Linked DNA regions of Homo sapiens: region 1 is linked to region 2. The links are chromatin loops, found by intact Hi-C in ENCODE. Cell type or tissue: PC-9. All regions are shown on one strand. Each heading gives the region's core, and the rest is flanking DNA. Links, peaks and the distances in the headings are about the cores only. Region 1 overlaps SNTB2 (syntrophin beta 2). Region 2 overlaps TANGO6 (transport and golgi organization 6 homolog).

The links. A loop is a pair of places that touch in the nucleus more often than their neighbours do. Peaks named below come from ENCODE experiments on the same cell type or tissue, not always from the same donor. Only the 100,000 strongest peaks of a DNase experiment are listed, where the experiment ranks them.
Region 1: it touches region 2 in a loop (13-fold over the local background); 1 of 110 quality-filtered maps calls a loop at or near these places.

Annotation. Positions count from the first base shown.
Region 1 is chr16:69,235,142-69,239,536 of GRCh38, reverse strand. The region is part of intron 1 of SNTB2 (syntrophin beta 2); the gene reads right to left. Among named protein-coding and RNA genes, the nearest start is that of SNTB2, 50 kb to the right of the region's middle. In PC-9, for the core only: no CTCF peak of the experiment used is centred there; no DNase peak of the experiment used is centred there.
Region 2 is chr16:69,038,568-69,042,962 of GRCh38, reverse strand. It overlaps TANGO6 (transport and golgi organization 6 homolog), which reads right to left. Exons shown (of 18, transcript NM_024562.2): 17 at 2,542-2,655. Among named protein-coding and RNA genes, the nearest start is that of HAS3, 65 kb to the left of the region's middle. In PC-9, for the core only: no CTCF peak of the experiment used is centred there; DNase peaks (open chromatin) are centred at 2,182, 2,702 and 3,232; H3K27ac peaks cover 1,514 bases.

The sequences.
Region 1 (4,395 bases), core at 127-4,126, 200 kb before region 2:
AAATAAATTCAGTGGTTTCTAAGGGTTAGGGGTGAGAAGGGATATGATTATAAAGGGATAGCACAACAGAGTTTTCTGAAACCATGGAATGGTCCTGTATCCTGATTGTGGTGACAGTTACAAGAATTTATGTATGTGTCCAGATTCATAGAACTGTATACCTTAAGGGGAAAAAATTCAATTGTACAGTATGATAATTACAAAATAAAATAAGTAAATTATACAGTATATTGGAAGATGTTAAGTGTAATGGGAAAATGAAACACAGCAAGGGAAGGGGTCAGAAATGCTGCCCAGGGTGTCAGTTTGTAAATTTTAAATATGGTAGTTAGGGTAAGCCATTAATAAGATGTTTGAACAAAGACTTTAGGAGATGGGGGAGTTGGCCATGCAAATATCTGGGAGAAACATTCCAGCCAGGGAGACAGTGTTAGGACAGTAACAGGAGTTACTAACAGGAGTGTTAGACAGTAAGGAGACCCAGAGTAACTGGAGCTGGGTAAGTGAGGGGGACAGAGTAGTAAATGGGGTCACAAAGGTAACGGGGCTGGGAGGCAGACCATGTACGGCCTTTTAGGTCATGGCAAGGACTTTGGCTTTTATTCTGAAACAGGAAGCTATTGGGAGATTTTCAGGAGCAAGTGACCACTATGTTGAAAATAGAATAAAAGAAGGCCAAGGCAAAAGCAGGAAGACCAGCTGGCAGGTTAACAGGGATGAGAGATGATAGGAGTTGGACCAGGGGAATAGTAGTGGAGGTGGTGAGAAGTGGTCAGATTCTACATCAGATTACATAAGGGGGTGGCAAAAAGAAGAGTCAAGGATAATGTCAAGATTTTTGTCCCGAACAAGGCTAGAAGGATAGCGTTCCCCTTGACAGCTTTAGAAGAAAGATCAGGAACTTGAGACATACATTAGACAATCAAGTCTAACAGGCAGCTAGATATATAAGTCTGCAGTTCAGGAAATGGGTGTAGGCTAAAAACATAAATTTGGGAGCTATTAGCATATAGTTGCTATTTAATGCCATGAAACTGGATAAGATCACTGTATCAGTCAGGATCCCAGCAGGAAACGATAGTAAGGGATTTAATAAAGGGACAACTTATGAAGATGTGGGCAGAGTGCAGGGAAACCACATGGAAAAATAGAGTGTAGTATCCCATGGCTATTAGCTGTTTCCACATGTAGGCCTGAAGGAAATAGGAAAGAGAGTGGGTACCAAACCCAGAAGAAAAGAGCCCTATAGAGACCGATGTGAGAGGAGCAGTGACTTTCAGTCAATTCAGCCAGATTGCACTGACCTGCGAATTGGGGGCCAAGGGGATAAATGCTCCAACCTCACCCTCCTCCTTCTTTCCCTCCAATGTCCTATTGGGGCTCTACATTGGCCAAACCCAACAAAAACCAAAGGCCAAGGAAGTCTGCTGATGTTGTCCACGCAGGTCAGCGTCCGGGACAGATGGCATGTAGAGAAGGAGCGGACCTAGAAGAGCCAATGGAAGACTTCCAGCACAAGCAAGGAAGTGAGTACGGAAGAGAAAGCAGACACTCCACTATTAAAGGGCTGGGGAGAAAAGAAGGAGGTAGGCAGAAGATCCACGAAACACAAGTGCTCCATAGAAATACTGGCTTAACAGGCATGGTGGCTCATGCCGGTAATCCCAGCACTTTGGGAGGCCGAGGCAGGAGGATCACCTGAGGTCGGGAGTTCAAGACCAGCCTGACCACATGGAGAAACTCCGTCTCTACTCAAAAAATACAAAATTAGCCAGGCATGGTGGCACATGCCTGTAATCCCAGCTACTCGGGAGGCTGAGGCAGGAGAATCACTTGAACCGGGGAGGCGGAGGTTGCAGTGAGCCAAGATCGCACCATTGCACTCCAGCCTGGGTAACAGAGCAAAACTCTGCCTCAAAAAAAAAAAAAAAAAGAAAGAAAGAAAGAAAGAAAAAAAAAGAAATGCTGGCCTAAAATAGTACCAAGTTTATCCAAACTGAAAAAGCACTCCCTTGACCTGATGAACCCAGACTTGGCTCTTCCCTCCCTTCACCATTCCTTGAAAATCAAAACAAAACAATTTCTGCTTATTGTTTCTATTTTCTCCTTTCACTCCTTAATCTCTTCTGAATTAAAACAGCATTCTAAAGGGTTATCAATGTTTTCTTACCCAATCCAAAGGCCCTTTCTCAATCCTTATGCTCGACCATTCCAATATGTATGGCAATGCACTCTACCAGCTGTTTTGTATTCCTTCTTTCTGGCCATTTATTTTTTAAGTGCCTTTTTTCTCCTCCTATCCCTATAATCCAGGTGTTTCCTAAGGCTCTGATTTTAGCACTTCTCACTTTATCCTCTCATCCCTGTCAGCTTTCTGCTGGATCTCCAGTTTGACACAGCTCTCTAGAACCAATATCTCCTGTTGGCCCCAATCCCACCACCTGGGTGCTGCCCCATCCTTCAGATTCAACATATCCAAACAAGAACTAATCTTCATTATCCTTTATCCCCTGCTCCTGTGCTCACTCTTGTAGTTATAAGGATTAGCATCATCATCTTTCTCGCCACCCAGGATCTAAACCAGTACTATAGTTAGCCTGGTGTGAAGCACACTCTTCTGTATTTTATTAAAGGTTGCCCAGGTGGTTAATTCTCATGCTCGATCAAGGTTTGGAAAATGCTTCTCTAAACCTTTGCAGACCACTCTCTGTCCCTACCCGCTACATCTAATCAGGTGCCAAATCACATCTGAAATTGTTCTCTAGCCTACCTACTCCCCTCAGTTTCCACTGCCAACATGCCTTGGTTAACTCAGACCAGCCACTGTAGTGGCTGCTGCTGCTGCTGCTTTTTTTTTTTTTTGTAATTGTAAAATATACACAACATAAAGTTTACTATTTTAACCATATTTTTTACATGTACAGTTCAGTGCATTAAGTATTCACATTGTTGTGAAACCACAACCACCAGCCATCTCCAGAACTTTTTCATTTTCCCAAACTGAAACTCTATACCCACTAAACAATTACTCCCCATTCCCCTATCCCCTGGCAACCACCATTCTACTTTCTGTCCTTATGAATTTGACTACTCTAGGTACCTCACATAGGTGGACTCATACAATAGTTGTCCCTTTGTATCTGTACTGGCCTCTTAACTGATCTCCTTGCCCAGACCCTCTTCCCTTCTCTCATGCCTTTACACAAGGTTACCAGGTTGATTGTCCTAGACCCCAACTCATACCAGGCCACTCCCGATTTAAAAGAGTCTCTATGGTTTGCTACTGCCTAAGGAATGTAGTCTAAAGTCTTGTGTATAAATTCATCTTTCCAACCATCTCTTCTCTTCTGTCCCCTCAAATATCTTACTAAACTGCTTGCACAAGAAAACCCACCAAAAGATTTCAAGCATAACCACAGGCCACCACAACCCAGTAAACTACTTGCAGAAAGGTATACTCTGACTTTTCCTGTGTCCTTATTTATATTGATTCCCTCACTTCTTCACTTCCATGTGTCCAAATCATACCCATTTCCCAAAGCACATCTCAAATTCCACCTCTATTAATCCTAATGCGAAAGTAATGGGAGCTTACTAAGATGTAGCACAGATAAACCAGTAATTCTATATATATCTAATGGGACTGCATCCACACAACTCCAAGAACAGTTGTAGAAGTGGTAGCTAACGGGTTCAAACTCACCACAATTCCAGGATATTTGAAGAAACTTAGTACAGCAGCTGATGTGCCCCTGATATTGGTCAGACAGAAATTTCCTCATTATAGGCCTGAAAGCAGAGAAAAAAATTCCTGGTACTATGTTGTTAGCCCTGGGGATACAGCAGTTTGAAGCTGTCATATTGGTGCCAGGGTTTTTTGTTTTGTTTTCTTTCTTTCTGCTCCCCACTTCCCGCCTTTCTTCCTTTCCCTTCCTTTTAGTTCCCCCCTCCCCCACTTTGGTCTCATTTCTAGGACTCTCGCAGGTATTCTGAAGGACATTTACAGTGATTAAAGTCTCTAAAAAACTCCACCTTTCTCCACCTATATAGAAACTACAGAGAAAAGCCCAGAGTTCTGAAAGGCAATCACATTGGCTAATGCTTGAACAAAATGTTACTCAATATTGTTTCAATAATATGGATACACACTATAGGGGTTTTGAGATAACCCCTTAACATTTATGCTTAGGATAGTTCTAGGCCCAGGAAGTGAACAAGAAGGGAAGACACCCATTCACCTATTCTACGTAAAATTAAAACTGGCTAAGATGTTCCAAACCACTCATCGGAACCAAGTTGAAGTCCGGGAACGGTGGCTCATGCCTGTAATCCTACCACTTTGGAAAAAAAAAAAAAAATTAGCTGGGCATGGTGGCGTGCGCCTGTAATCCCAGC
Region 2 (4,395 bases), core at 320-4,319:
GGTGAGCCACTGCACCCGACCAACTTGTATTTTCAAATACATTTTTGCTTTGAAATAATTTTAGATTTACACAAAAGTTGCAAAGATAGTACAAAGTCCCTGTATACCCCTCCATTCCCCTACTGTTAACAACTTACTTAACAACATCTTTGCCAAGAGTTTTGTAGATCTTAACAATGGATGAAAAACACTGATTCTTCTTAACTCCCTCTCATACAGTGGATTCTCAATAAGAGCAATGTGTATTATTGTCCCTATAGCAATTTATTTAATTATACAAATTACTGAGCTATGATCTATATGTCCCCCATCCCCATCAAGGTCCTAAGTAAAACCCTGGAGCCTCCATCCTTCCAGGTGAGTGCTCCAAGTTAATGAGCAAGTCTGTCCCTACAGAAGTTTTTTGTTTGTTTTTTGAGAAGGAGACTCACTCTGTCACCTAGGCTGGAGTGCAGTGGTGCAATCCTGGCTCACTACAACTTCTGCCTCCCAGGTTCAAGTGATTCTCCTGCTTCAGTCTCCCAAGTAGCCTGGATTACAGGTGCCTGCCACCACGCCTGGCTAATTTTTGTATTTTTAGTAGAGACGGGGTTTCACCATGTTGGCCAGGCTGATCTCGAATTCCCGACCTCAGGTGATCCACCCGCCTCAGCCTCCCAAAGTGCTGGGATTACAGGTGTGAGCCACCCCGCCCGGCTACAGAAGTTTTTATGAGTCAGCCAGATCTTCCCCATATTCCTTTGTGTCACTATTAGTTGCCACCCTAATATCCATTTCCTGCCATCTTCCTTGCTGACTAAAATTCAATTTCATTCAGAGTAGCAATGTGCCAACTAAATACATTGTCAGGCTCCTTTGCAGCTAGAAACAATTGTTTGACACAGTTCTGGCCAATGAAATAGGAATTCTCCTGGGGGGTTCTGGGAAACTGTCCTAGTTCCCCAAAATAAGAAACAAAAAGCACCTAGGGCTGTCCTTCTCTTATCTTCTTTCTTTCTCATTTAAATCATTCACAATGGCCAGAGCTGCAGCAGCTATCTTGTAGCCATGAGGCAAAGGCCACAAAGATTATAGAAATGTTGGTCCTGTTGATACTGAGCTGCTAAACAGACACCACCTACTTACATATTTCTTGTGATGTGAGAAAAATCCTTACTTGTTTAGGACATTGTAGTTGAAGTTTTTCTAATTTGTAGTTGAACATGCTCATAGCAGATAAGTTCATTCAATCCAAACCTCAACCTATACAAGGTGGAGGAGAAGGGGGAGAAATGCAGCCGAGGGTAAAGCACTATTCCCAAAGCACTGGGAAATCCAATGGCCTCGCTAGTGAGGTGCAACAACAGCAAGTCACTACGTAAAGAGAAAAGGTGGCTGTGTAGGAAAGGAATGGGATAACTACTGAGTCCCTGCCTGTACAAAAATGGCATCAGAAACTCCATATGGTAACATTCTAGGATGAATAAAGCCCATGTATGTGTGTGTGTGATAAAACAATCACTTTTTTTTTTTTTTTGAGACAGAATTTCACTCTTGTTGCCCAGGCTGGAGTGTAATGGCAAGATCTCGGCTCACTGCAACCTCCGCCTCCCGGGTTCAAGCAATTCTCCTGTCTCAGCCTCCCGAGTAGATGGGATTACAGGCATGCGCCACCACACCTGGCTAATTTTGTATTTTTAGTAGAGATGGGGTTTCTCCATGTTGGTCAGGCTGGTCTCGAACTCCTGACCTCAGGTGATCCGCCTGCCTCGGCCTCCTAAAGTGCTGGGATTACAGGCATGAGCCACCGAGCCTGGCCTAAAACAGTCACTTTTATAATGGCTTCACTGACACTTGGTTAAATACTGATGTGTTAGCCACAGATGAGCATTGTGGATACTGGGTGGTGAATTATTAATGCAAATTTTCCATAGGAAGTCAACTGGGAATGTGTTTCCATTAAAATCAAGACGAAAATTAATTTAGAGGTCGCTCATTCTCAGCACACATATGGTTTTTTATATATATATATATGTAAATATATACTTTCTTCCTGTATTGGCCATACGCTGGGGAGAAATCCAGCCAAACCCACTTGAAGGAGGAAGAAAATTTAATTTATGCAGCACCTAACATGTCATAGATTGAACTCAGCTAGAAAGGAAACATCTTCAATGAGGCCCTTTAGTAATTCAGCATGAACAATCAAATGAGTCAGAAAGGCAAGTCACTGAAGTTCAGGGTGCAGAGGCAGGGTGAATGTGTTCTAGCTAGCTCACCTTGGAACAATGAGGACAATGCCAGGATTCAGGGCCTCAATCTACAACCTTGTGCTCTGGTTTTTCTTAGTATATAGTTTGGCCAATATGTTACTGAGGTAATAGAGACATACACCGAAGATACAAACAAGGTCATTTTCCTGCTACAAAATCCCTGTTGATGGATTCATTTGGATGAATCCATCGAGGAAAGAGGTTTGAGGCCTTCCCTGGTAAAAGGAAGATTGAGAAATAGACAAATAAAAGAGGTGGAGAAATTGCAAAGGGCGAGAGACGGACTGACCTCAGTAGCTTTCTGGCTGAGTCCCCGAAGCAGCAGCACAACCACATGTATGGCAGCTCTGCGTACTTGAACTTCACCATCTGTTTTGGCCACAGCAATCAGGCAAGCTGTTACCTAGGAGGATGAAGGAAGATGAAGTTGATAAGAATCAGAGTTGCACAATTACCTATAACCTTTCAACTGTGTTCCACTTACTACACATTCATCAAGAGCAATCTGGCTTAGAGAGGGCTGGATAGTTGCTTAATCCTCAACAAAGAGGGTGAGATCTAGTGGGAGAGATCTTGATGCAGTCTGACTTTTCTGGTAGAGGGCAAAATCCAGTTTGGAATTCAAGAACGAGATTAGAGAGTGGGAAGGAATATGTGTACTGTATATTATATGCATTTTGTAAAAGGTAAGGTCAAATGCTAATATTTCCACAAAAGTGAGAACTGTTAATTGTCCCCCTTTAAGAACATCAAATCAAAGGAAAAAAGATGGTCCCAACCATAGCTGCTTCTAGAGACTGAGGATCATGGGGATTTAGCTAAGGAGACTTCAGAGTTCACAGCCTGGCATGAATGTGAATGTACCATTGATGAAAGTTTCAGCCTAGGGAATAAAGAGTTACAGAAATATTCTAACTGATCTTCTTCAGCATGTCCAGATATTCCAGTCCTACAAATGTAGTGTACACCGGATGTGAGTCAGCAGGGGTCACTTTCAGAGACTTCCTGAATATGGAATAGGACTTTCTGTGCTCAATTACTTTACGTATTTTTTCTGTTTTGTTTTGTTTTGTTTGAGACAGGGTCTCACTCTGTCACCCAGGCTGGAGTGCAGTGGTGCAATCAGGGCTCACTGCAGCCTTGACCTCCTGGGCACAAGTGACCCTCCCACCTCAGCCTCCCAAGTAGCTAGGACTACAGGTGTGCGCCACCATGCCTGGCTAATTTGATTATTTTTTGTAGAGATGAGGGTTTTACCATGTTGCCCAGCTGGTCTTGAACCCCTGGGCTTATGCAATCCTCCTGCCTTGGCCTCCCAAGGTGCTAGGATTACAGGTATGAGCCACCGTGTCCAGCCTGTGCTCACTTTTTTTTTTTTTTTTTGAGACGGAGTCTCGCTCTGTTGCCCAGGCTGGAGTGCAGTGGTGCAATGTCAGCTCACTGCAACCTCTGCCTCCTAGGTTCAAGTGATTCTCCTGAGTAGCTGGGACTACAGGTGCACACAACCATGCCTAATTTTTTTTTTTGAGATGGAGTCTCACTCTGTCGCCCAGGCTGGAGTGCAGTGGCGCGATCTTGGCTCACAGCAAGCTCCGCTTCCCGGGTTCACGCCATTCTCCTGCCTCAACCTCCCGAGTAGCTGGGACTACAGGCATCCGCCACCACACCTGGCTAATTTTTTGTATTTTTAGTAGAGAAGGGGTTTTTCACCGTGTTAGCCAGGATGGTCTCAATCTCCTGACATTGTGATCTGCCCACCTCGGCCTCCCAAAGTGCTGGGATTATAGGTGTGAGCCACTGAGCCTGGCCCACCTAAATTTTTGTATTTTTAGTAGAGATGGAGTTTCGCTATGTTGGCCAGGTTGGTCTCAAACTCCTGACTTCAGGTGATCTGCCCGCGTCCACCTCCCAAAGTGCTGGGATTACAGGCATGAGTTACTGTGCCTGGCCAGCGCTCAATTACTTTAAAAGACCATACTAACACAGGAAAGAAAGACTGGAAATTACTTGCAAAACTGATATATAGTTAATTATGTCATAAAATCAAACAGTTGAATGTAACAGCCACTGTACCCTTGCCTGGCTCCTGGTAGGCAGAAAAATGTTTTAAAATCTCAATGAAGAGATACAATTAACAAGAATG